Regions from separate parts of the Mus musculus genome. Here all the other regions are linked to region 4. Evidence: chromatin loops called from intact Hi-C (ENCODE). Cell type or tissue: left cerebral cortex. All regions are shown on one strand. Region 1 holds the start of Gfpt2 (glutamine fructose-6-phosphate transaminase 2). Region 2 overlaps Gfpt2 (glutamine fructose-6-phosphate transaminase 2). Region 3 overlaps Rasgef1c (RasGEF domain family, member 1C). Region 4 overlaps Gm36411 (a long non-coding RNA gene).

Region 1 (5,000 bases), 68 kb after region 4:
AGGCCTGTTTCTTGTCCCCTTCTGTGGAGTTCTGCCCAGCCCAGGGCCTTCTCTACAGAGATGTCAGATGTCCAATTTCCTATGTGACCACCAGCTTAGTGTCTGCCCCACCCATTGTTTTGTAAGAGCCAGGAGGCTGGATCTGTCTTCATTCATTAAGTTCCTATCACCAGGAGAGATGTGAAGTGCAGATTTGGGAATGAATGATGAATGGGTAAATGAATGAATGAGTGTCACCTTGCGTCGCTGAGGTGAAGGAGCAGTGCTGCTCCTGAGTCAGCTTTAGGCATCAGATGATTCAGCCCAACCTTCTCAGTCAGTACCATCGAATTTCAAACTCCTCAGTGGGCACAACACCTCCATTCCCAGGGAGCTGCAAAGCTACGGAAAAAAAAAAAAACAAAACAAAAAAAAAACGCCAAACACAAGACTTACGCTAGTTTTTCTCTTTAAAAACTATAATTGGGGAATACCATTGATTTAGATTTCAACAATTTATTTATTTATTTAAGTTAAACCATGCACACACAGATGGCTTCAAAGTGAGCAAATATTGGGCCAGGTCTTTTCTCAGGAGATGAGGGGGCTGGAGAACAGAGAGGAGAGGAGGAGACAGCCGGGAACTAGGGCGGGGGAAAGCCAGCCTCGTGACTCATCCGTCGCAGGGTCGAACCAAGGCTCCAGGTCACTGTGGGGCGGTGGAGCCCCTGGCTTGGATGCAGGCTCACGGCTTGCCAGACGGGTCTGCCAGCGCATCTCCATTATGGGGCGGTTTCCGGGGCGGCCCAGCTTTCCTTTAGACCTGGGGGATGCCTACCCCCTGCACCTCTCAGGTCCGGGCTCTGGCACATCTTGGTCAATATCTTATATCTTAATAAGGAGCTTCAATTTTCTCCCTTTTTCAGCCAAGCCCAGTTTGCTCCTGGCAGGCTTGGAAGAAGTTCACAAGCCTAGTGTGTGCTACTTTTTCTTGCTCTGAAAGAAGTTTGGAATAGTGAGTGGGGCATGTTGCAAGAATAGGAGTCCACTCTGTGTGTGTGTGTGTGTGTGTGTGTGTGTGTGTGTGTGTGTGTGAGAGAGAGAGAGAGAGAGAGACAGAGAGAGAGACAGAGAGACAGAGAGAGAGACAGAGAGACAGAGAGAGAAAGGCAGAGAGGGAGACAGAGACAGAGAGAGACAGATTGGTTGTACTCTGTGTCTACACAGTCTGTCTGGCCTTAACCTCAGGAGGATCTGAGAGGTACATTTTATTATTATCACATTTTACAAATGAAGAAACTGAGGCACGGAGCGATCTGTCCCCCTTGCTAAAGTTTCACGTCTAATATGACTGACTCAAAATTCCAACTCAAGGTGTTTACCACCGATTGGGCTTCCTCCCTCCCCTTACAGTAGAGACTGGAGCTTGGGAGCCGCCCCTCACCCCTTACCCTGAGTCTTGGGGGCCCCCCGCTGTTGTCACGACAACCAGAAACCAATAAGGAGCAAGCAGGCGGCAGGAGGCTCCGCCCCAGCCCCACCCCTCTCGGAGGGCTACTGGCTGGCTATAAGGGCAGGAGACCGAGCGGCGGGAGCCTGAGCCAGGGAGCGCGAGGCGCAGCGAGTCGTCTGAGCGTCTGGAGCGATCGGAGCCACCATGTGCGGTGAGTGCACAGCGGCCTTCTCCCTCAGAGCCTAGGCCAGAGAGCCAGGCACAGGGGACCTGCTAGGGGCGGCGATTGTGGGGCTTTCATTAGCCAGGCCTTCCTTCCCCGCGCGCGGACCCAGAGTGACGTCTCGGGGACATGGGGGCGTGGGGAGGAGGACGACTAAACTCCGTGTAAGAGGAACCAAGCCAGGACCTCACAGAGCAGGGGCAACGAGGCAGGTCCCAGAAAAGGAGCCCCGCAACACAGAGGTGTCTCCACCAGGAGGGTGCTTCCTTCACTTGGCCCACAAAGGCCGCCACGAGCAACCTCATCATTCCGGGCTCGGAGTGGTGGTCCAGAGTCCCAGTTTGCCGCGCCCACCGAGGACAGGAGACCTCACCTGTGCGGTGTCAGCAGCCCGCCCCGGGGCGTCCCAAACAGCTCCTGGTGCGCTCAGAAAGGTTTGCCCATCTTGCTTGCGACTCAAAAAGAATCTCCTGTCCCTAGAAGGGTGGGAACTGTGGAAAAGCTTTGCTGGAACGAGCTCTTGGCGACAGGATAGATAGTGACTTCCCCGGAGCCTTGGCCCAAAGCTAGGAGCGGGAGCCCTGGACCGGATAGCTGCGCAGCCCGGAGCGACGCCGAGGTGTCCAGCCGGGTTTTGAGAGCAGAAGGGAGGCGGCCGCCCTGGGCGCACATCTGCAATTCCTTACCCTCCTGGCTGGCTGGGCCGCCTCCGCTGGCTGGCTGGCCGGGGAAAGCCGGGAACTTCTGGGACAAAAGGTCACTGTGCGCTTTTTTTTTTCCTGCCTTGAGTAGGATTCAGTTACCCACTCCAGCCCCCTGCGGCTGGAGAACCTGGTGGAACTTTTGAAGCCATGAAAGGCGCCTCTCTGACTTTGCTGAAGGCTTGTGGGGTGGGGTGTGCCAGTGGGTGAGTCCAAAGCCAAGGTCTGTACAGGCCTTGTTTCATGAGCCAGGAGACCAGGAGAAAGGAACCACAGAGCAAGGATTAGGCAGGAACCATGGGGACGCAGCCTCATCCAGAGAGAGCCGGGGTCAGTTTAAAATCCTGGATCCTCAGACAGAATCTTAGGACTCCTGGGCATCCTTTGGCAACGTGTGTGAAAGGTTGCTTCAGGCGTTTCTGGACACTGAAATGAAACAAATGTATAAGTTTTGTCAGATTCAACCCGCCCCCCGCCCGCCCCCCCCCCCCGTTTGAGTTCTTGTAGATCTTTAGCCACCGGTGGCTTTAGAACCAGACTTTAGCAAGAGACCTGAAACTACTTGAGCTCCAGGGCTTTCCTTGCTGAGCCTCTCAGATGGCCCTGCATCTCCACCATCAACCACCTCAGCTTCCCACCCTGTTTCCTCCTGGCGTCTGCCTTTCTTCTGTGTCTTTCCAAGCTCTGGAGAACTGTCTCCTCCAACCCTTTGGAAGAGATGGGGTTTGGGTTATAACCAACCCGTCTCCTTTCTAGACTTTGGTATTGATTTGTGACTGAGTATGAGAAGTGCTTTGAGGTCACCAAAGAATGTCTAGGATGCAGTAGAAGTCTTGGCCCAGCTGTGCGCCTATTCAGAACCAGAATCAAAGGAGCCAGATGAGCTAGGCGAGGTTAACTCCTCAAACTTCAGGGTTTTTTTTTTTTTTGAAGCCGTCCTTGCTGATGTCTGACCCAGCCAGCTGCCTGGAATTGAGCATACTGGTCTGGGTGCTCTTGGACTTCGTGTTCTGCACTGGATACTGGCTTTCCTTTTATGGTCGTTTTCACTTGCAATTTAGTGACTTTTACAGAAAAAAAAATGATAATGATCGTGTTTTTGGCACAAGGGTACAACAAATATTGAATCAGTTTCACTCTACATTTGGGGGAAACTGAGCCCCAGGGAGGCCTGTCTGAATAGGAACCTTAAGGTCATTTCAATGTCCTGGGCCATGTCTGCTGCTTTCATTCAAAGCAGCCTCAGGTTTCAGGGATCAAGACCAAAGGCCTTATGGGATGGTAAGCTGATGAGATATGACATCCAATGATGTCTCCATCCACAGAAAGCTGGGGCCCAACAGGAACCAACCCTCAAAGAGAACAGATGTGCTTTAGTGTACCAAGAGTTAAGCTGACCCTTAAATGTTGTCTTAGCTTCCTTTCCTGTTGCTGAGAGAAAACATCCTGGCAGAAGCAACTTAAGAGAGAAAGGACTTGTCCCAAGTTACAGTCCATCATTGTGTGGGAATCCAGGTTGCAGGAATGTGAGGGACCCAGGTAGATTAAGTCCAGGCGAGAGCAGAGAACAGGAGTGAACGCATGCAGCACTTAGCAATCCGCCTTCCCTAGCGACCTGCCTTCTTCCATTCAACCTAGCACACAACCCACAAAATGGCCCCATCTATATTTAAGGTGAGCCTTTCTATCTAAACTAATACAAGTCAAAATATCTACTACAAGCATGCCCACAGGCCAACTTAAATCCACCTTCATTGAGACTCGCTTCCCAGGTGATTCTAGAAAGAGCCACTATTAAGCCAACCCTCGTAGGTACCCACGTGCAGTTTTATTGACATCAGAGTTCCCTGCATTCTGTTGACTTCCTGCCAATAGGAAGGTTACTGTGTTCTTTCTCCCTGCCCCCTTTGTGGTCTTCCTTTCCTTCCTGCTTTTATTCTTCATGAAATCGCAAATGATTGCCTGTGGAGAGGTTCTATGTTTTCTATGCTCTGAGGTTCTAAAGGGCATGTGGCTGTGCCACTCATTACTTCTAAGAAGGGACAGGTGAAGAAAATGGCCATTCTGTAAGCCAGTCACTCTCCAGCAACAAGATCATCTCAGCTGGCAAATGCTGCTACACAAAAGATACCTCAGACATAGGCTACACCCTGGCAGTACCAGGCTGAACCAGGCAGACAGACAGCTTTTTGTTCAACGCATAGGGTTTAAATATTTTTTTTAGTTATCAGATTTCAAAATTAGGAGAGTTCATATACATTTTTCTTTAATCTTAAAAAGGATTCAAAGATGAGCAACCTTGAGTCCGTATTTCTGAGGAGCATTCTGGTGGTCTTTTAGGTGATGGACACTGGCTCTTTCTTGGATGTCTCACTCATTGAAACATCACAGAGCTACCTGTTGACTCCCAGAAGTTTGGGACCGCATAGAGAGACTGAGAGCTAATGGGCAAGAGGAATGAGAGAGGCCTGCGGTAGGGCCTCCAGGTTTAAGTGTGAGCTCTGCAGAGAGAGGAGCTCACAGGCCTGCCTGGCTAGGGGCACAGCATCACGCCATTCTTGTGGTCACATGACCCCCTCCTCTTCCATGGCCAGGCTCCCCTTCTTTAAAGGACACTTGTGATGGTTCTTTGGATTCTTGGATT
Region 2 (5,000 bases), 91 kb after region 4:
GTGTGCAGTTGTCTTCTCTTATGTGTGTGAGTGTTTTGCTTGCACGTATGTATGTGTACCATGTGTGTGCCTGCTATTCACAGAGGTCAGAAGAGGGAATTAGATCTCCTAGAACTGGAGTTATGGTTAGTCATAGGGGTTCTGGGAACTAAACTCAGGTCCTATGCATGATCAGTAAGTGCTGTCAACCACAGAGCCATCATCCCAGCCCCATCACCTTCATTTTTGAGACAAGTTGTCATTGAATCTGGAGCTCCCCCATTCAGCTAGGCTGTAGGCTGGTTGGCCAATGAATTCCGAGGAGCCACCTGTCTTGTCTTCTGGTCTTCCTGCCTTTTCTCCCCCACCCACACACCCCTGCTGGGGTCACAGACATACGCACTACCTGTTGTGTATAGCTTTTAAGATTGGTTTTGGGGAGTCCAGTCTCAGGTCTTCAAAGCACTTGGACAGTTGAGCCATCTCCCTAGCTCTCATTTGGAGGTGGTAAGACCGTACCGTGCATGGACAGAGGGCAGTGAGAAACTACTGTCCTGGAATGTTGCATGCCTGGCTTCTAAGATACAGAGATCTAAATAGTGTGGATAATAAAAGTGATCTGCTTGTTGTTTGATGTAAGTGCTATATAATCTATAAGATAAAGCAAACAAAAAAATTGCATTTTGAAAGTAAGATGTCATTAAAGCCATGACATAATACCTCCAATATGATTACCAAAAGCAATAGTAACCAGGGAAGTGCTTTGCTGAAGATTCTATCCCAAGGTACTCAGAGCCCAGTGCTGGTGAAAGAGGAGCACAAAGGAAGGAGGCTTTTGTCACTACTGTCATCCCCTGAAGACAGTTCTTCGTAAAATCACTGTTCCCTTCATGACGAAACCCACTTTTGTACAGGTCAAAGATTCTAAGTTTCCCTTAGTGGAGTACCACTCAGTCCAAAGTTAGACCCTGCCTTTTGTAGCCCACAAAATAGAGTGTATTCTTTCCTTGGTATCTCTGGAGTTCTCAAACTAGACCCTGTCCAAGATACTGAGATCCTTGGACACTTGAGTTTCTTGTGTAAAATAGCATAGAGTGGTATTTGAGCATGACTTATATATTCCATCATATCTAGATTGCTTTTGATACCTAATACAATGGAAATATCTTGTAAATAGTTGTCATATGTATTCCTTAGGGAATGACAGGCAGAACTCTGTACAAATTGAGTACAAATGCAATTTCTTACATGTGTGTGGGTGTGTGGTGCATATGTGTGCATGTGTGTGTATGTGTTATTACTAGGCATTGAACCTCACATCTTGCACACACAAGGCAAACACTGTGTAACTGAGCTAGATCCTAAGCCCTGTTTTATTTTGCTTTACCTATTTTTGTTGAGACATGATCTTGCTGAGTTGTTCAGGCTGACCCTGAACTTATTCTGTAGCCCAAATAGGAACATGCAATCCTTCTTTCTCAGCCTCCCCAGGTTATAGGCCTGAGGGTTATAGGCCTGTGCCACCAACCTTGGCTCTTAGGAGTGTTTTCTATCTGCATTTTCAATTGCTGGTTGAATCTGTAAATGTCAACTGCATACACAAAACTCAGCTAGTCTGTTTCATGGAAGCAAAAGCTGAGCTCTGCAAAAGGAGGCACAAGACAGGGTTCCTCAGGCAAATTTAGGGTAGCAAACACTCCTGATGTGGGAGTTGACACACAGTAGGTGAAAGCTATGGTATTGAAACCTAGAGTGCTTCCCCTGATGGTAAATACCCAGCCTCTGAGACCTACCCATGTGGGTTCGCTGCTTGTGGGGATTTAGAGAACCAGGAGCCCAGAGTCTTATAATAGTGGGGAAAAGCATGCTACCAGGCTAATCAGTTAGATAGTTGGATGGCAACAGGTAAGTGAGCTGACATCTGCATGCCAGCCTATTGGTCCCTGCTCCAAAACCAGAGGATGTGGTCTCAAGGTCAAGGTGTCCCTTCTGTGTGACCTAAACTTTCCCTGCTTTAGGGAAAAGACTGGATTTGGAGGGTACATCTGGCCTGGGGTCTCAAAGGTGAGGGATCTCTTGATATCTTCTTCTTCTTACAGGAGAGGCAGCCCCTTGCTCATCGGGGTACGAAGCAAATACAAACTCTCCACAGAGCAGATCCCCGTCTTATATCCGACATGTGAGTTTCCTGAGGACATCACCAGTCGGCTACAGGGTAGCTGTCCCCTTGCAGCAGACTCTGCTTGGAGGCAGACATACCACCACCACCCACAACACTCTTATCTTGAACCCAGCTGCCTCGTGGCTCCAGGTTTCAATGTCCATGCCATAGAGACTTAGCTCCATCTTTTTAAAAAGCCTCTCATCGTGAATATTCTGAGACCTGCACAGAAATAGAGAGCAGCTGGCGAGCATGGCATCCATGCCCTGATTTGAGTTCCTTTGGTTTGTTTTCATTTGCATTGCTTGCCCACTGTAGACATTTAAATGCTCTCTCAGCTCAGCTGAGCTATTTGGGAAGCTTTTGCGTGATTTGGCTGGCACAGCCGTAGCTAAAAATTGCAGATTGCTCCCACACAATATTCAGAAGAAGAAAGCGGGTTCCTTGCCACGTGTTATGCAAATAGGGCAGCCTACCCGTTCTTTTGTTTACTAGGCAATATCGAGAATGTGAAGAATATCTGCAAGACTAGGATGAAGAGACTGGACAGCTCCACCTGCCTGCACGCTGTGGGCGATAAAGCTGTGGAATTCTTCTTTGCTTCTGATGCAAGGTAGCTAAACATTTCCATTGTTTTCCTGGAATTAAAGAATAACTGTCTGAACCCTGTGTGTGTGTGTGTGTGTGTGTGTGTGTGTGTGCGTGTGTGCGCGTGCGCACACTTAGAGCATGAATGTAGAACACAGGACAATTTGCAGACATTGCTTCTCTTCTTCTACTGCGTGGGGCCTAGGGACTGACTAAACTTAGGTTGTCAGGCTTGGTGGCAAGCACCACCAAGCCATCTCACCCGCCTAAGTACATACATTTTAGAGACCTGCAGGCATAGGAAGAGAATAATTCAGGTAGGGGAAGAGAGGGGAACAGAGAAGGGGGAGTGAGCGAAAACTAGAACACTATTGTTGGAAACAGATTTGATAACCTGTGAGTGGTGTCTGGGCATTAGAACTTGCTGAAGTTTTTATTTCAAAGAAATGCTGGAAACCACTGAGCTCTTAGCTAGTGACACATGAAAGATGTTTCTGAAATTAGAAAAGGCATGAGAGCCTGAAGGAAGATGGAATGGTGTTCGAAGGCCATATAATTATACACTTTGAAAGCCAGCTGACACGCTGTGAGAACTAGTGCTGGCAGCTTTCCGGAGAATAAAGACATGGGAATCTTTTGCCCATGCAGCAGTCATTGACCCGACCCACCGTCAGCTGCTGAGGCAGGGACCCCGCCTACCTTATTCCTTCTAGAAGCTTCTCAAATGACTAAGCACTGCAGAGCCTTAGCTAACATTTGGTGAACAAGACAAAAAACAAGACTATTCACTACAGTGTCGGCAACCACATTTTAAGAAAAATCTCTCAGAATAAATTCAGTACAAATAAACCCAAATCAGAAAACTATACATGATTATAACAAGATGCAAGAATAGATTTGAAGAGAGATTCCATATTCTTTGGTAGAAAAACTTAACATTGCTGAAAAAAAATGGAATAAAGTGATTTCATTTTGAGACAGTCTCCTCATTCTGTAGCTCAAACTGGTCTCAAACTCATGGCAATCCTCCTGCCTCACCCCCTCAAATGATAACAGATATGAATTACCATGCCAGCTTTAGAATTTGATTTCAAATTAGCAGTAAAGAATTGTTTTTAAGGGAGGTGAGAGATGGCTCAGTGGTTAAGAGTATTGACTGCTCTTTCAGAGCTCTTGAGTTCAATTCTCAGCAACCACATGGTGGCTCACGACCATCTGTGATGGGATCCAAGAGTAAATGCCCTCTTCTGGCATATCCAAAGAGAGTGGCAGTATGCTCACATACATAAAATAGATAAATCCAAGAAGAAGAGAAGGAGGAGAAAGGGGAGAAGGAAGAAGAGGAAGAGGCGGAGAGGAGTTCCAGCACAGGCAGGCAGTTCTATGAGTTCAAGGCCAGCCTAGTCTGCAGAGCAAGTTCCAGGACAGTCAGGCTAACCTGTCTCTAAAAACAGAACGACAAAACAAAATCTTGATTCTCCCCCAATTAATCTATGTATATAATGCTGTGGTTGAAATCCTTCTGTTTTTATAGATTTTTTTTTGGAACTTAAAATAATGGTTCTAAGGCTGGGCTGATGGTTCAATTGCTGAAGTGTTTGCTTTGCAAGTGTAAGGACCAGAGTTTGACCTCCTAGAACTCCCATAAGAAAGGTGACCTTGGTGGCATGCTCCTAGTGCTGGAGAGACTGAGACAGACACATCCCCTAGGCTCACTACCTAACCAAACTGGCTTACTTGCAGACTCTCACATCAATTTGAGACCCTGTCTCAAAAACAAACCAAACTAAAACCAACAACAAAGCAAAAAAGCCAAGGTGGGGGCTCAGGGAGAGTGAGCCAGCCCTTTCCTGGAAGAACCTGTACTCAATGTAAATAAAGCCAGGTGTGGCTGTTTGGGTACCTGTAACCCCAGCAGTGGGAGGGTGGGGGCAGGAGGATCCTTGGGGCTTGCTGGCTACCAGCCTAGCTCCGGGTTCTGTGAGAGCCCACTCTCAAGGGGATAAGGTTCAGACCGATAGAGCAGGACACCCAGACTTTATATGTGCTCAGGAATGTGCACTTGAACACACAAATGCACATACAACTTACACACATATACAAAAGGTAGGTGGCACCTGAACTGTGGTTACCCAAGGCTGTCCTCTGGTTTCCATTCTCTCTCTCTCTCTCTCTCTCTCTCTCTCTCTCTCTCTCTCTCTCTCGTTTAGCTTATGGTTCTGGAGATGGGGAAGCCCAAGGGCATACCACTGGCATCTGGTGAAGGTGTCAC
Region 3 (5,000 bases), 230 kb after region 4:
GAGGAATTAATTATCTTGATTAGGTTAGCCTCCAGCCATGCCCGTGAGGTTACTTTGACTGGGTTAAGGTGGGGACGATTACCCCAGAAGGAATCAGCACAGGGCGTACCTAAGCTCGGGTTCTGGGTTGCATAAAAAAGGAGAGCCTTTATTACTCTGCTTTGTCACTATGGGTGCAATGTGACTGGATGCCTCTAGCTCCAGCCACCATGACTTCTCTGCCCATGACCAAATGAACCCTTTCTCCCATAAGCTGTGTTTCTCAGGGTATTTAATCACAGCGATGATCCAAGTAACGTATACCTGGTCTCACTCTAGTTAGGGTCTTGATGCTCCTCCAGAAGCCCGTGCATCAAAACTTGGTGAAAAGTGGTGAACCTTTAAGAGGCAGAACGTAGTGAGAGCTTTTCGGATCACTGAGGCCATGCCCTCGAAGAGGACTATGGTGGCTGAGTTCTTGCCCTTCATCTCTTTCACTTACCAGCTAAGGCCAGTGAGGTGGTGTTTCTTTTGCTTTGCTTTGCTTTGCTTTGCTTTGCTTTGCTTTGTTTTGTTTTTTCCTACTAAGTGCCCTATCATGGTGCCGCCTCCACTGGCCCGAAGCAATGAGACCAGCCGGTCACTGACCAAAAAGAAGCTTGAGAACAGTAAGCCGAAATAAACTGTTTATCTTGATGCATTGACTATCTTAGGAATTTGTTACAGCACTAGTGAAGCCTGCTGACGCATGCCACCAAAAAGGCCAAGAGAGAAATTCAGACAGTTCGAGGGAGGGAAGGAGGGAGGAAGGGAGGGGAGGAGAGAAAGAGAGCAGGAGGGAGAGTGCAGGGACCCCTGGAGACCAAAAGAGAGCATGGAATTCCTTCCAGCCGGAGTTACAGGAGAAGCACACGCTCTGTCTCTCTCTATCTCCCCAGGCCAGCTTTTGTCTTTTTTCTAACTGGCCTCTGCCCCTAACTCAGCGTCCTCAGTACTTCTCCATGCTGAAAGACATAGCGGGATTGTCTCCTCCTTTTAAGTAGAATACGATTTCTTCACACATATCTAGTCTTGTTTATGTAGTCATCCACTGACGGACATTTAGGCTGCTTCGCCGCCGACTTTAAGAAATTACTCCTAGACACACAAACAGTGAATAAGATGGTCTTAAAAGTTAAATTAACAAAATATTTTAGGCAAAAGATGAAACAAACCCTGGCCTGCTTCTGAGATGTAGTGCTAATGACAAGCACCCAGAACGGGGCAGCGTGGGGGCTACGCTGTTTTATGTGTAATAAAGAAACGGGAAAATAAATGCTCATACTGCATTTGTGTGAAGAAGCTATTGGGTGACAGATAAGAGACTGATCCAACAGTCATTCATACTTACAGGAAAGGACATGGGTGCCTGGCCTGGGGCCTCCGTGTGCTTCCTGGAAAGATGTGTGTCTCCACACATGAACGCTTGCTTGATGTGCTCATCTGTGCTCACCCTCATCCACCACTTTGTCACTTAGGACCTGAGGCACCTGGCCCCAGACATCCAAGCACACTCTTTCACAATCACCCCACCTTCCCCTTGTTGGTCCCATGACAGGCTTGCTTTTCCACAGTCTCATTCCTTCCCTCAGTCCTCAAGTCAGTGACCTCCCCATGCTCCTACTTGGCAGCCCGTCCCCTCTCAGGTCACCTCTGTAGGACATCCCTTCAGCTCATAGCATAAGCTTAGGGATCTAGCCACCCACCCCTAAGGACCCGGCATCAAGTGCCTAGGGCTGAGCCAAGCCTAGGGATGTTCTGAGAGGTTCCTTGATTGACTTGTGAATTGTCCCTCTGTGATTCTCCCACCACCTGGCAGACCACTGTCCTTCCCCACAGAGGGTTTCAGTGTCACCTCCACGCTGTCACTGGCCAATCTGGGAGAAAATTGGACTGGAATCCAGGATGGGCTGCATAGTGAAGAGGTGGGAGGCATTACACAGGAGAGGGGAACTTTGGAAAGCACATATTTTGGCATGTGAAGTTAGAACCAGGTGCTGAGCCCCAGGCATGAGACAGAGCTAGCACCTGCTGTCTCCAGAGATGGCCACCCTCTCCACTGAAAGCCTTCAGGATCCCCCTCCACACCCCCCCATCTTCATCTGCACCGGCTTCCCCACACAGATGAGCAAGAGGTGGTCTGTGAAATTTGTGTTTTCAGAACTGAAAATTGAGTGTTGGAGATTGCTAGGGAGGTAAAATTAAGCTGTGACTGTCACCAAGGTCAGGGCTGTCCAGGTTGCCATCCACACGGACTGACTAAGCACTCGCTAATTCTGTAACCCCATCCCAGCACCTCCCACACCACAGACTGTGGACAGCCCTCTGGAGAAGTCCCCCTCATCTCTGAGTGGGCTCCGGCCTCCTGTCTTTCTGTCTCTAGGTAAGGGTCACTGGAGGACAGAAAAGGCAGGCAAAGCCAGAGTCTTTCAGGGGGTGAGCCCATAAGATTCTGTGTTTGAGAAAATGGGGTGACCTGACTGTCTAGGCTGGAATTCGTTCAACATCCACAGACCTACAGGCATGTGTGGAAGAAATGGCATGAAGCACGGGCTCTCTGTTAAAATGCGCATACGCCCTCTGCTGGCCAGGCCATGGAAGAGCTCAGCATTGGTCTAGAGAAGGCCTACATAGGGAGAACACTGAAATGCCCACAGAGGGTCCTTAGCTACACCACCAACTGACAGAAGCCCCAAGGCCTACAATAGGGCTCACAGTGGCTCATCACCCACTGATGCCCACTAGGGGTCAGATGTGAATTTGGAGCTACTCTGTAGGCTAATGCACGAGGACCATAATAAGTTAAAGGCCTGCCTAGACTACAGAGAACATACAAAGCCAACTTGGGTAACTTAGCAAGACCCTGCTTCAAAATGAAATAGCAAAGCGAGCTGGGATGTTGGCTCAGCCATAGAGGCCACAGGTATTGTGCACAGGCAGTCAACCCCTCCAAAAGGAGTATGCCTGCTTTCCTAGCTCCTCACAATGCTGAGATGAACCAACAATGTCGAGTTTACATTCTCCAGTCTAGTCAATGGGACCTCAGGGGAACAATAGCTTCCAAGTGTCAAGGAAGCTCTGGGATTGTTCCTGAACCCCTAATCTGGATCAGGTTCAATCCTGAGTTTTTTGTGGCCAGTAGCTGGGGCAAGATGGTGGCTATTAAGGACTTGGACAAACAACTTTTCCTGCCCTTGGTAGCTCACCTCTAGAGTGCAGGCAGCGAGCGGAAAACTCTGAAGCAGGGGGATTACTGTGAGTTGCAGGCCAGCCTGAATTATAAAGATAGAGAGAAGTGGAGGGGTAACCAACTATTAAGGGTGTGTTTTCCGGGGAGAGATGGTTCCGGAGAAACAGTAAAGAAGAGATTATTCCTGGGAGAAGAACTGGGGAGGCTATAAGAAAATGGAGAATGGGTGTTGGGCTGTGAAGTGGGGGACACTGGCAGCCTCTCACGATGTGATCACTGAACAAAAGTGTGGACAGTCAGAGGCATAGTTCTCCAGCCTAGAACCCAGAGAATCAGTGGGCTCCCACTTAGTTACCCCCAACTGTTTCTTGCCATTGCAGGCAGGCATGCCCCGGACACTGACTGCCTCCGACATGGTCACCCCAGGCAGCCTCAGCCCGCCTCCCACAGAATCCACAGAAGGAGAGCAGGCCGGGCAGCCCCTCCTGGACGGAGCTCCATCCTCAGCCTCTTTGGACACCCTGATCCAACACCTCGTGCCCACAGCCGATTACTATCCCGAGGTGGGTGAGCCGCCGCCTGGCATGGGGAAGGGGCAGGAGAGCACGGCACAGGTGACAGGGCTGGGAATGGCCTCCTGCCTGGGAGTCGGGTCAGGCTGATGACACATCCTCTGTGCGCTGATGAGTTTGTGTGGTATCCTCACCAGAAAGCCTACATCTTCACCTTCCTGCTGAGCTCTCGTCTCTTCATCGAGCCCCGAGAGCTCCTGGCTCGGGTGTGTCACCTGTGCATAGAGCAGCAACAGCTGGACAAGCCGGTGCTGGACAAGGTGAGGACCTGGGCAGGGCGCGGCTCTGACCTCACAGCGTCAGCTTTTGAGGGAGGCAGTGGTTACTCCATCCTCTGGAAAAGGCACCTATTAAGCTTCTAACTTAACTGAGGCCCAGAACCTGCAAGAATAGGCCACCCTTACCCCTGTGCCTTTTTCCAAAGTCCTGTGAGATCTATTAAAGCTAGACCTGAGTCTCCAGAACCTACTCTTTAGGGCCCTTACCACCGGTAGCCTGGGATAGCCCCATGCCTCTGCACAATTTCTTTTCAGTTGCATTCCTTTTCTGTATGAGGATGGCTTCTCTATGCTATGCCTCCGCAGACCCTTTCTCCTCGCCCTGCCTGATCCTGTAACTTACAATTTTCTATGCCTGCGTCAGTCAGGCTTTCGGGTACAGAAACCCAGCTTCAACTGGCCCAAGCGAAAGGCCATGGCTGACTCACGAGCCCGCCCAGCAGTAGGTACTTCTCTTTGAGGAGCCCAAATGACCCAACAGGACATGGGTTTTCCTACTCTGACGCTCCCCGCCTGGTTTTATCTGGGACCACAGGCCCCCCCTTGTGCCAGCTGATTCTCCTGCACAGTGGTAGGTGGCCTCCTTGTCAGGGTGACCATCTAACTTCTCAGTTACGCGGGAAGACCTTTCAAGGTAAAAGGTTGGGATTTCATTGATCAAGCTTAGGTCACATGCTCGTCCGCGTGCAGTCACGTGATGCCTTAGAATCCCGAGATCTGATTGGCCAGGATTCGTATAGTTCCATCCCTGAGTCAATCAGCAGGGCTTGTCTCTCTGGGGAGAGAGGAGGAGCCCCATGCGAAAACTAAGATACCCTGACCCTAGGAAAGGGAGAGGCCAGGGATGCTGTCGGTGGTAGAAATGAGATGGACCTGGTCTCAAAATGTATGTCTGTCTCACCTCCATCCTGTGTGTGAGCAGAGCCAAGGCGACTCCCCTCC
Region 4 (5,000 bases):
ATTCTTTATTTTTATTGGAATTTTAAAGCAGCCCTTATTGAGGTCACATTTGGTTTGTGTTTATTTCATTTTTATGAAATTTTCCTCCTACTCTCTTGGTAACTATGCCTTCCTCGTTTTCTTTCTACAAGTGAAAGAAAAAGTCATCTCTCTTGTTTTCAATTGTCTTCATTTTATAAAACTTCTCGAGACTATTTTTTTCCCTTGATGTTTTGTTTTTTGTTTTGGAGTACTCAAGAACTTTGAACATCCAATATTCTAATTGGCATTACTTCCAGAGAATTACTGTTTCACTTTTTTTTTATTTTAAAGAAAGTAGTTATTTATGCCAGGCATGGTAGTGCCTACCTTTTGTCCCAGCCCTGTCCCAGGCAGAGATAAGTGGATCTCTGCAAGTTAAAGGCCAGCCTGATCTACAGAGTGAGTTCCAGGACAGCCAGGGCTACACAGGAGAAATCCTGTCTCCAACAAAGAAGGAGATGGAGTGGGGAGGAAGGGGATGGCGAGGGGAGGGGAGGGGAGAAGGTTGGGAGGAGGGGAGGAAGAAGAGTGAGGAGGAAGAGGAGAAGGAGGAAAGACGAAGAAAAATACAAAAACAGACAGACAGAAGTTATTTGTGAGTTTTGAACTTCTGACTGGTGTTAGAATTATCATAAGTTCCAAGAGGGTAAGGATGAAACAGGGTGAGGCGAAGCTTTGTATTAATTTCTTAGTTACTGCCTCATGGTAAGGAGATAATATACTCCTACGTTTTTAAATTCCCTTAGATGTCCCTATGGCTGAGTAAAGTGATTTTGGTAAATGCTTCATGCATATTTGAAGAGATGATCATCTCAAGGGATTCACTGTGTTATACAGACAATAAAGCAAAGAACTTTCATTGAAGCTTTGAGACAAGGACTTGTATGTAATGGTTGTGTCCTGCTCTTCCACTCTCTGGGCTCTGGAAAGTCTTTCTTGTAGGGGGCTACCCTGCACATCATGGAATGCTTAGCATCCTTGGCCTCTAACCTACTAGATGACAGTAACATCTCTGCCAGTTCTTTCATCCAGAAATAAACAGCCCTCTGGGTACAGAATTATCCCAACTTGGGAACCAGCGCTGCTCTAAGGTTTTATATCTATGAATTGAAATTTAATCCACATCATAAATATATATCATACATTGTGATTTTGCAAATAACAGTCTATAAACAGAACAAATATTCATAAATAGAAGTCCAAGGAAGTTAAATGTCATCTAAGTATCCTTTGTAGTTATGAATAGAACCAAAAACAAACAAAAAATCAAACCCAGGGAGCTGGGGGAGTGGGTAAGAAGACTTGTTGTGCAAGCATGGGGACCTGAGTTCAAATCCCAAGAGTACACATAAATAACCTAGCATGACTGCAGACATAGGTCTGTAAGGCCGGAGCTGAAGGAGGGAGAGTCAGGAAGATTGCTCAGGCCTGCTCCCTGCCAGCCTGGCTCCAGGTTCAGTGTGAGAGACCCTGTCTTGGGGGATATGGCAGAGTGTGATAGAACGGACACTCGGTATCCTCTTCTGGTCTCCACATGTATCCACAGCACACACATGCATCATACACACACATAAACACACAGAGGAAAAAACCAGAATCAACTTACATGCAGTTCTGTACATAGTGTAACATGAATACAAAGAAATATGGAGCAGATTAACTGCTTAACGTATTTGCGATGAGTCTCAGAACCAACAGGAGAGAGAAATTAAGGCGCAGACATCTTTTAGCTAAACAAAGCACTCAGCGTCACTTCTCATCTCCCCATGGATTCTAATTAGCTTTCCTTGACATTTATTCTCCCACTTCCGGAACTGTCCCCGTGACTGTGAAGGTCATAGCTTTGAGTCTCCTTTTCTTGGCTTGCCTTTTTCAGGAAGCTGGTTTCCCTCGAGTGTTAATGGCTGGCTCTCTTCCTCCTGTTCTTATTTACGTGGAAGAAAGGAGCAGGATGTTGGGGTAGGACTTTTTGACTGACGATGTCATCACGACACAGACAGGGATTACAGACACCCTTCTCCCAAGCTGGCACTGCTGGTCATTGCCAGGAAGCTGGGAAGGATGCCAGAATACACCCGGGGTTGGAGGTCTCGAGCACCTCCAAGGATACTGCCATAGCCCTATTTGCCCACTCCCCATTACTGTGGGATACTTTACCTGCTGGCATCCCCTCCCCCTTATGTCAGGGGACCCTAGGACCTTTATACCTGGGCTTTCATTTCTGTAAGGTTTTGAGGAAACAGCAGAAAGCCAATGCACACAGCTAAGTCAGTTGATACTTGAGAGTTCGTTTCTAACCTCCAGATATTTCTCTTCTTTCTTGCCCATGCTTGTTAAATGTACATGTGTGCAAAAGTCATCCCTCCATAGAGATTCTGGACAGGTTACATGCCACCCCTCAAGATACCCAACCCCAAGAATGCTCCAAACTTTTAATAAAATGACATCTAACTTCACATATGTGTATACATTTACTCATGCCTATGACACCATAGATTTTAAGTTATCTCTAGACTGTTTACAATACCCAATACATTGTCGTTGCTGTGTAACTGATTGCTGTAGTGTGTTATTTAGAGAATAATGACAATAAAAATAAGGCTTGGAGCACTATTCAGAGTCCATCTCTGGTCCCAGTCACTCCCTGTCCTGATGGCATCTCCCAATCTCCATCTATAGTGAGTACACTAATTTTTTGCTTAGGAAGGCAAAAATCCACATGCATATGAGTGGTCCTAACAGCCTCACCACCAGTTCACAAAGGCTGCCTGCATGGTCTTATTGATCAGCCAGATTTCTAAGCCATTGGCACAGACAACAGAGCTGGGATTCAGTTCTCCTCAGCATCTCAGATGTGGGAATTTTTTAGAGATGTCATCTGCGCTGTTTGAGTCTTGCCTTCCCCATTAATAAGATGAAGGTGAGAATCTCTTCTGCAGAAGTGTTAGGAATATTTGAAGAGATAACGCTGGGTCCAAGAAGGGGAACTCGCCCTTTAGGAAGGTGTTGTAACTTCCCTGAGTGCCACCAGGTGGAGCTATTAGCATCTTTGACTAAGCACCACAAGGCAGCTGCTGCTTCTGCTTCTTATCTGTCTTGTTTTAAAATGATGACTCCCCTCAGGAAGACAGAATCTGAGTCTTTGGTGTCAAAGCCATGCACACTTTAAAGATTATCAAATGATAACTGAGTGTTTTCAGGGCCCAGCCTGACACTTTGATACATGGTTTCAATGGGGAATGATTAAAGCAAGATAATTATGAAATCTATCACCTCACATGCTTATGATCTTTTTAAAACTGGAAACATTTAAAAGCTGCTCCTTTAGCAATTTTGAAATTTGTAATGCATTATTATTTATCCTTGTCATGATTTTATGCAACAGAGTATGCATATTTTATCAAGTGTTGCTACTCCATGCTATAACAAACTTCTCTTTGTGCATTGATTGTCTCAGTGACAGAACACTAACATGCTATGTCTATGCCTGTACCTCCTACCAGATGCCTGCATTTGCATCTGCCTGGTTCCTCTGCAACACTGCCACTGGGTGTCCTTAGGCTTCCAGAGTTCTAAAGGCCTACATGTAACTCAAATAGTTACACACACACACACACACACACACACACACCTGGGCTCTTCAAACTTCTGCAGAGACCACTGCAAGTACCAGCACATTCTGAACATGTGTTGAAAGTAGTGAGCATGAGGTTGTTGAGGGCGGGGGCCTCAGGAAAAGGGACTGAGGCGATGGGAGACACTTGGAGTTCAAGATAGGCAATGTTTCATATTGGTGTACTTGGTGATATAAAAACTCTTGGGTTTGTGTGCTCTGTCTGTGTTCTTCCATGAAGTTACCAGAGCCTGTGGCAAGTCACCCACTGTTACCTCCCACTCACCATCCCGAATGGAAAGGAGCTCATGCCTTCTCTCTGCTGCCCTATCCATCTGCTGCTGAGGTTCTATCAGTGGACCACATGCTGTATCCGGCATGTTCAACCTGCTTGTGAATAAGGCCACTTCAAAACATCAAAAGGTTAGACATACCTACTTCTGGTCCCCTCGGCTAGAGCCTTAGGCACTCCCCTTTCTTGTCTCCCAAGTACGGTGGATGCTGCTCCCCGAACACATCCACTTCTCCTCATCATCACTCAACTGAAGCGATGTCCCGGGACCAATTCTTGATTCCTTCAACTCGAAGGAGTCAGAAGTCAGAGGGATGATCTCCCAGGGCAGCTATGCTATGACACGCTTTCATGTCTAGCGGTGGCTTCCTTTTGCTTTGAGGACACAACTCAAACTTGTCACCAGCCCCTCAGCACATGAGATGTGGGGCAGCCTCTCCTGTTCCTTCCTGGGCCACTTGCCATGCCCCAGACACCAGCCTAGACACCAGCCTCCTAGCTTTCCTCCTCTGTCCCAGCCATGCCAGCCCTCTTCAGCTCCAGACATTCCTAAGTGCATTGGAGCACACTTGCTCTGTACCCAAGGCAGGGCTTGCCTATTCTAAGAAATATTGAGGTCTACATTAAGGATAAGGCCAACCCTAGATTTAAAATATTCAAAAATTTTGTCTGTACCCAACATACACAGAATATTTTCTTGTCCCTGTTTCATAAACAATACAATATAATACAATACAATACAATATAATACAATACAATATAATACAATACAATAATTGTTTATGGGGTCAGAAAGATGGCACAGCAGGTAAAGGTGCTTGTTGCCAGAACTAATGACCAGAGTTCAATCCCTGGGACCCACATGATAGGAGAGAACTGACTTCCACAGGTTGTCCTCTGACCTCTGTACATATGCCACAATGCATGTATAATCACTCATATATATATATATACACTCTCATATACAAATAAATGAAATGTAATTTTTAAAACATAAAACATGATATTGTGTTAGATATAAGTCACATAGAGATCATATAAGGGATATGAGGTCATGCATACATTATATGTAAA

Evidence for each region. A loop is a pair of places that touch in the nucleus more often than their neighbours do. Peaks named below come from ENCODE experiments on the same cell type or tissue, not always from the same donor. Only the 100,000 strongest peaks of a DNase experiment are listed, where the experiment ranks them.
Region 1: a loop joins it to region 4, with 2.2 times the contacts of the local background. A loop is called at or near these places in 4 of 42 quality-filtered maps.
Region 2: a loop joins it to region 4, with 3 times the contacts of the local background. A loop is called at or near these places in 8 of 42 quality-filtered maps.
Region 3: a loop joins it to region 4, with 2.4 times the contacts of the local background. A loop is called at or near these places in 9 of 42 quality-filtered maps.

What each region holds. Positions count from the first base shown.
Region 1 is chr11:49,792,601-49,797,600 of GRCm38, forward strand. It overlaps Gfpt2 (glutamine fructose-6-phosphate transaminase 2), which reads left to right and starts at 1,555. Exons shown (of 19, transcript NM_013529.3): 1 at 1,555-1,643. The coding sequence starts at 1,637. It overlaps Gm36507 (a long non-coding RNA gene), which reads right to left. Exons shown (of 4, transcript XR_003949545.1): 4 at 1,638-2,782. In left cerebral cortex, CTCF peaks have their summits at 1,900 and 2,101; DNase peaks (open chromatin) are centred at 1,527, 2,121 and 2,444; H3K4me3 peaks cover 1,434 bases; H3K27ac peaks cover 472 bases.
Region 2 is chr11:49,816,502-49,821,501 of GRCm38, forward strand. Gfpt2 (glutamine fructose-6-phosphate transaminase 2) reads left to right here. Exons shown (of 19, transcript NM_013529.3): 8 at 2,079-2,158; 9 at 2,636-2,753. The region is part of intron 3 of Gm36507 (a long non-coding RNA gene); the gene reads right to left. Among named protein-coding and RNA genes, the nearest start is that of Gfpt2, 25 kb to the left of the region's middle. In left cerebral cortex, a CTCF peak has its summit at 2,682; DNase peaks (open chromatin) are centred at 2,512, 3,355 and 3,875; H3K27ac peaks cover 2,100 bases.
Region 3 is chr11:49,953,446-49,958,445 of GRCm38, forward strand. Rasgef1c (RasGEF domain family, member 1C) reads left to right here. Exons shown (of 14, transcript NM_029004.1): 2 at 3,589-3,771; 3 at 3,918-4,040. The coding sequence starts at 3,595. Among named protein-coding and RNA genes, the nearest start is that of Rasgef1c, 54 kb to the left of the region's middle. In left cerebral cortex, a CTCF peak has its summit at 2,612 (motif pointing left); a DNase peak (open chromatin) is centred at 2,573; H3K27ac peaks cover 263 bases.
Region 4 is chr11:49,725,017-49,730,016 of GRCm38, forward strand. Gm36411 (a long non-coding RNA gene) reads left to right here. Exons shown (of 4, transcript XR_879826.3): 4 at 1-2,634. Among named protein-coding and RNA genes, the nearest start is that of Gm36411, 14 kb to the left of the region's middle. In left cerebral cortex, a CTCF peak has its summit at 3,039 (motif pointing right); DNase peaks (open chromatin) are centred at 3,058 and 3,914.